Linked DNA regions of Homo sapiens: region 2 is linked to region 1. The links are chromatin contacts, found by Hi-C in ENCODE. All regions are on one chromosome and are shown on one strand. Each heading gives the region's core, a stretch centred on a gene start or an enhancer-like site at or near the end of the contact. The rest is flanking DNA. Distances are from core to core; before and after follow the strand shown.

Region 1 (3,055 bases), core at 396-2,895:
ATCTGGCGACAATGTGACAGAGAAAATCGTCCAATGAGCTTGGCATGTGCAGGAGAGAAGAATGGCAGGGGGAGTGTCCTGGTGGATTGGGCAGTGACTTTGCAGCCATGGTGGGGTATGGGGTGGGGTTGGGTTAGATGAAATCTAAGTAGGATGGGAGCCCCAGAGGATAGAATCTCATTCATTAATCACTTATCGACTAAGTGGTACAGGCCCAGAACAGAATAGTTTTGGGCCTGGGGATGAAAAACAGAACAGAAGCTGACATTCTGGGGTTGGGGGACAGATCCTCAGCAATAAACAATCAAGATAAAGTCAGAAGACTCTAGAAAACAACACAAGAGTGAGAAGACCACAAAGACTGGGAGAGACTTTACATGATGCAACCAGGGAAGCTCTCTCTGAAGAGACCCTGGAACAAGGTTAGATTGAAGTTAGAGAACAGACCAGGTGAGGAAAAATGAATAGACAACTCCTGAAGGTGATCAGAGCTACGAGGAGTAAACAGTGTGACATGCTGGAGAGTAACTTGGGGCCTTATGTGCTCACACTCCAAGAGACATACATTCATGTACACTGTCATTAATGAATATTGTGCTGGATTTGCTTTTCAAATACAAGAGCATGTGTTAAACAGAAGCACGGATTCACTGCTGTTAGGCGGCAAGCCAGATTCATTTGTAATAAACAGACGGCATCTGCAAAGATAAATCCAATGAGCTTCTTGTCTTCTAGCCTCCTGCCAAAAATGCTGCTCCCGCCTCACCTCTTGCCCTCGAGGCTCTCATTCCCTCTCCCAGCTTTTGGTAGGGCCAGACTTCCGCTGGAATGATCCCCTAAAACAACAGCAGGACCTAGAGAGTCCTTCTTCAAAGACGGCACCTAGAGTGATGCTCTCCGAGCAGTGAAAGACAGGACCCACGTCACAAGCGTACCCTCTCCAGCTCCCTCCACAGAGAAAATTACTGAGACTCGCATTTTAGACCCGAGGGAATGGAGGCCGAGGGCAGCGAGGCGACAGCTCCAGGTTAGAGCCAGAGACAGGGACCTCTCCTTACAACTCCTGTCCTGGATTCAGGACCCTGGGTAGGAAGTGATTAGCCCTGCCCTCTCACCTCACCCTCTCCCGGGATCTCCATAACCTAGGGCATCAAAAGGGAGAAGCACAGAGTCCCGGCATCCGCCGTATTACAGCGGATGGGTGCATGCGGGCGGTGACCCGAGCTCGCGCGGGCTGCGGAACCCTCCACTCACCAACGCCGGCGCCGCCATGGGCCCAGGGGGCTGGGTGAGGCCGTGAGAGTCGGCGAGGAAGCCGGTCCTGCGGGCTCGGCCGACCCCGGGCTCCGGCTCTGGGCTGCGAGGGACCTCAGTCCCCGCCGTCGTGTAAAATGCACACAAGGTTCGCGGCGCCGCCTCTGCGCGCCGTGAGGACACAGGGCTGTCGCCAAGGCCCCAGGAAGGGTTTTGCAGACGCTTGTGGGGGTGGGATCGCGGCTGACATAAAAGCGTGTAAGTGGGTCCTATCCTCCTCACTGTCCGTCTCTACTCGGTCTCGAAAAGTGGCCCCTGTCTGGCGTTCTACCCAGTGTAGCGTTGGCAACCACAGCAGCCGCAACCTAACGGCGGACGAAGACTGGACGCCGGAAGTCCCGCCCACGCCGCTACGGGAACGCCCCTCTGCGCCTTCCGTCTATGGCTTGGGGTCGGCTTCCGTCCCTTGTAGCACTGCCTTCTGGGTAATGTAGTTTGACGGAATCCGGGTGGTACCTGGAGCGCACTTTCTGTTCTCGGTGAGGCGGCTTCTCAAGGCTCCCAAGAAAGGGATTGGCTTCACCTCTTCTTAAAGGAGAGGCACACAGAGTTCCGTGGAAATTATCTGAGGCAATGACCCACTCTCAAATGTCTCTACCAGGCAACTCACGCCTTGACTTTCCTCCCTGTGTATCCCTGCGCCAGCAGTTCATCTCTCTGAGCCTTGAGATGGAGATTCCTAAGGAAAATGAAGATAATTATTTAATATGATAATATTAAAATTTCCCCTATCAGTAATTTTCAGATGACATCAGCATTACCTGCGAATTTGTTACCAATGCAAGTTCTTAGTCCCCACCCACTGAATCAGGTACTCTGGGGGGTGGGACCCAGCCCTCTGCTTAACTTGTCCAGGAAAAGTGGATGCTGCAAAACATTTGAGAACCAGACTCTTTAAATTCCAGTAAATAAATGAGACAAAGCCACCTGTTTGGTGGGAAGTAACTAAGAATTGCTTAGCACTGGGCCTGGAACATACCGATAAGAACATAAGAGCTATTGCTGTCATTATTAATATTCTGTATTATTGGCAACATCATCACAATACACTGCTAGGGGAGGGTCTGAGATACTTCTTTGCAGACTCTGATATTTGTCAAAACAAATACGTTGACTGATTCAACAGGAGCCTCATGAATACTGTTTAAATTTTACATAATAATACGTTGCAGCATTTGGCGTATGCATCTTTTTAAAACGGTATATGCAGGAGGGTTTCCTAATATACAGGTAGACCTATTGCCCAAGGGATACTTTCTTACATGATTCAAAACTTAGGATCACTGAGACTAATTACCTGCAGCCCTAAGGGAAGAGTGGAGTTGACATGGTTTCTAGTTTGTGATGTAAGATGGCGTGTCACTGTTCATCTCTAATTCACAGCAACCAGGATCTGACCCCTCCCCATCTGCCCCTCCAGCCCCCAGGGAAGCCAGAACCAGGCACAAACCAGATGGCCCAGCTTATGCCCAGCAACTCAGGGTCACCAGATCTTGTCTCATCAAGACACTTTCAGCCCACCACCCAAACCTGTAGCCCACATGAAGAGGGCAATAATCCTGGACACTGTGAAAAGTAAAAGCATTACATCCAAAGAGGCATCCCCAGGATGGAGCAGAAATAAGAAAACATAATGAAGACACAATTTTGCAATCACTTCTGCCTATATTCCATGGCCTACAAACCACTCAAATAGCTCCACATGTAAGAGAAGCCAGGATGTGCTGTCCTCCAGAGCATC
Region 2 (3,055 bases), core at 296-2,795, 2.7 Mb after region 1:
AGGGGTAAACGTATACCATGAAATACTTTAAAATGAATGCATAATTTGTGATTGTTTAAATGGAAAGATACTAATCATACATTGTTAAACAAGAAAGGTTGGTTACAGAGCTGTATGTATAGTGTTACTGCAATTTTGAAGCCATTATGCACACATATAGAACATATGAATGTATACGTATGTATACACAAAGGCGGGGGTGAAAAGATGGAAAGTAAATTTTGACAGTAGTTGCATGGCCTGTAGAACTATGAATGATTTTTGTTCTTCGAGCTTTTCTGTATTTTTCTCCACCCCACTCCACTCCCCAAATGGGGTGGAGTAGGGAAGGAGGAGAATGAGTTTAGTAAGTACACAAAACAACGTAGCTAATACACGAAAATAAAATTAAAAATAAATAAATATTAAAGTGTTGGGGATATCGATGTTTCATATAAAAACATATTTCCGGCCGGGCGCGGTGGCTTACGACTGTAATCTCAGCACTTTGGGAGAACGAGGCGGGTGGATCACCTGCGGTCAGTTGTTCGAGACCAGCCTGACCCACATGGAGAAACCCCGTCTCTACTAAAAATACAAAATTAGCCAGGCGTGGTGGTGCGCCTGTAATCCCAGCTACTCGGGAGGCTGAGGGAGGAGAATTGCTTCTTCCCAGGAGGCGGAGGTTGCGGTGAGCCAAGATCGCGCCATTGCCCTCCAGCAGCCTGGGCAACGAGAGCGAAACTCCATCTCAAAAACAAAAACAAAAAAACAACGTATTTCCAATGACCAAAGCTAAAGACATGCAGCGCTGGCACAAACGCCAAGTCTCACACATCTACACCCACAAGCACACCCTACCTTGTATCCACAGTTTTTCATTCATTCAAGATCCCACTGTCATGCACGTTTGCACGCAGGTTCATACTGAAAGATAAAAGGGAAAGCGCCTCCACGAAATCCGCTTACGGACACGATCCCGGGGCCACACTCAGCCAGACGAATGTCTGGCAAATGACAGTCACTTCACGCCAGACTCTCACAGTCCTTCACACGCCACTCCCACTGCCTCAGGGAACCACAAGCACAGGCATCGCCCCGCCCGGCGTCCTCCTCCAAAGATTGGGGCACCAGGACCGCGGGCCCCCACTCCCACCCAGCACAAAGAGTCCGGCGCTCAGAGCTAGCGGTTTCCCGAGGACTCACCACCAAGCCCGCGGACACAGGCCCCGATTCCACACTTAACGCTGCCAAAGTGGCAGAGCCGGCGCGGGCTGGGACAGAGGCGGCACTGAGGCCGGCGCTGTCGGTGGCTGAGAGCGCCACAAGTCTCGGTCCGTTACACCAGGGGCGACGCTTCCCAGAGGCCCCCGCGGCTCACCCGGGCGGGACTGGCTTCACTGTTTGCGCGTCCTGAGAAGCAGACCACGGTGTTCCAGGGCTCACAGCTCCGCGCAGGGGAGCTCAGCCTAGGTTTTGCACGAGCGGCCTCCCGCGAGCCCAGCTCTGAGAGATTGGGAGCGCAACTTGGTGCTGAGAAGAATCGAATCGTTCCGCTGCTTCCTGCGCCGAACTACATTTCCCAGAGGCCTTCGCGGCCCTACTTCCCCGACCCCACCTGCAAAAAGGCACTTCCTTCTTACAGTCGGCTGGAGCTGCAGGTTCGCAAGGTCCGTGAAGGAAGCCCGGCTCAGTGTGTTTAGTTCCGTCTTTTTGGGTCTCTACCTGAGGCTAGAATACAGCGGGGTGAAGGTGGTGAGAGCTCCAGGGCCAGTGAAGGCCGGGTCAGCTGGAGCCTTAAGGTCCTGACAGCGGCTAGAAGAGGGAGGAGTGACGTAGTGTGACTGTATGTGTGAAACTTCGGCCATGGAATTTGGAGTGGGGTTTCCAGGGCGAGAGACCCTGTCCAGTGACATCTGAGGTCGTGCGAATATGCGACCTTTTGTGTGACCATGGTCGCGTTTTATATTCTCGTGGCTGTTTGATTCTGACCTTGCAGTTTTGTCAGAGACAATGTGCATGTATTTGTTCTTTCTGGACTTCTCGATTGTGAGTGTGACAGTGTTATTGGATTTCATGACCCGGGATCGTGAGCGAAAAGTAGTGTGGCCAGACCGCCTGACTTCTAAACAGACTTGGCCTTACTAGCTGTGTCATCTCAGACTAGGTACTTAACTTCTCTATGCCTTTCGTGTTTTTTTTTTTTTGTTTGTTTTGTTTTTTTTGAGGCAGAGCCTCACTTTGTTGCCCAGGCTGGAGAGTGCAGCGGCGCGATGTTGGCTCACTGCAGCCTCGAACTCCCGGGCTCAAGCGATTCTCTGCCTCGGCCTTCCGAGTAACTGGGACCACAATCAAGGGACACTCCGCCCGGCTGATTTTTGTTTGTTTGTTAGTAGAGATAAGGTCTCGCTATGTTGCCCAGGCTGCTCTCGAACTCCTGAGCTCAAGCGATCCTCCCGCCTGGGCCTCAAAAAGTGCTAGGATTACAGGCATGAGCCGCACGGGGCCGGTCTTAATACCTTTAATAAAGAGATAATAGGCCGGACGCGGTGGCTCACGCCTGTGATCCCAGCACTTTGGGTGGGCAAAGCGCACGGATCATTTGAGGTCACGAGGTTTTTGTTTGTTTGTTTTTTAAGACGGAGTCTTGCTCTGTCGCTCAGGCTGGAGTGCAGTGGCGCGATCTCGGCTCACTGCAACCTCCGCCTCCTTTCGCCTCCCAGGTTCAGGCAATTTTTCTGCCTCAGCCTCCTGAGTAGCTGGGACTTAAGGCGCGTGCCACCACGCCCGGCTAATTTTTTTGTATTTTTAGTAGAGACGGGGTTTCACCATGTTGGTCAGGCTGGTCTCGAACTCCTGACCTCGTGATCTGCCCACCTTGGCCTTCCAAAGTGCTGGGATTACAGGCGTGAGCCACCGTGCCAGGCTGAGGGTAGCGGGTGGGAGACTGCCAGGAGTGTAGTGCGCTTGCGCAGTTTACCACCCTGCATCCCCCCCACCCCGCTCCCCTCCCAATTTTTTTCGGGTATCCAGCACAATTCTAGGAATTCGCCTCCCACCCATTTTGAGTAGACGC

The links. Hi-C counts contacts between places; a loop is a spot of excess contacts on that map. Pooled maps may share reads with other maps.
Region 2: a map of gastrocnemius medialis shows a loop between it and region 1 (11-fold over the local background). The contact joins the promoter of ZNF569 here to the promoter of ZNF599 in region 1. A Hi-C loop is called at or near these places in 1 of 168 maps with a recorded cell type or tissue (gastrocnemius medialis), 2 of 37 single-sample maps with no recorded cell type and 9 of 50 pooled maps.

Annotation. Positions count from the first base shown.
Region 1 is chr19:34,771,570-34,774,624 of GRCh38, forward strand. It overlaps ZNF599 (zinc finger protein 599), which reads right to left and starts at 1,646. Exons shown (of 4, transcript NM_001007248.3): 1 at 1,255-1,646. The coding sequence starts at 1,272. LOC124904696 (a long non-coding RNA gene) reads left to right here and starts at 1,778. Exons shown (of 2, transcript XR_007067234.1): 1 at 1,778-2,125; 2 at 2,698-3,055. RefSeq lists a silencer at 1,297-1,356 and an enhancer at 1,467-1,576.
Region 2 is chr19:37,465,899-37,468,953 of GRCh38, forward strand. ZNF569 (zinc finger protein 569) reads right to left here and starts at 1,546. Exons shown (of 6, transcript NM_152484.3): 1 at 1,186-1,546. It also overlaps a transcript of ZNF570 not described here. RefSeq lists an enhancer at 1,367-1,416.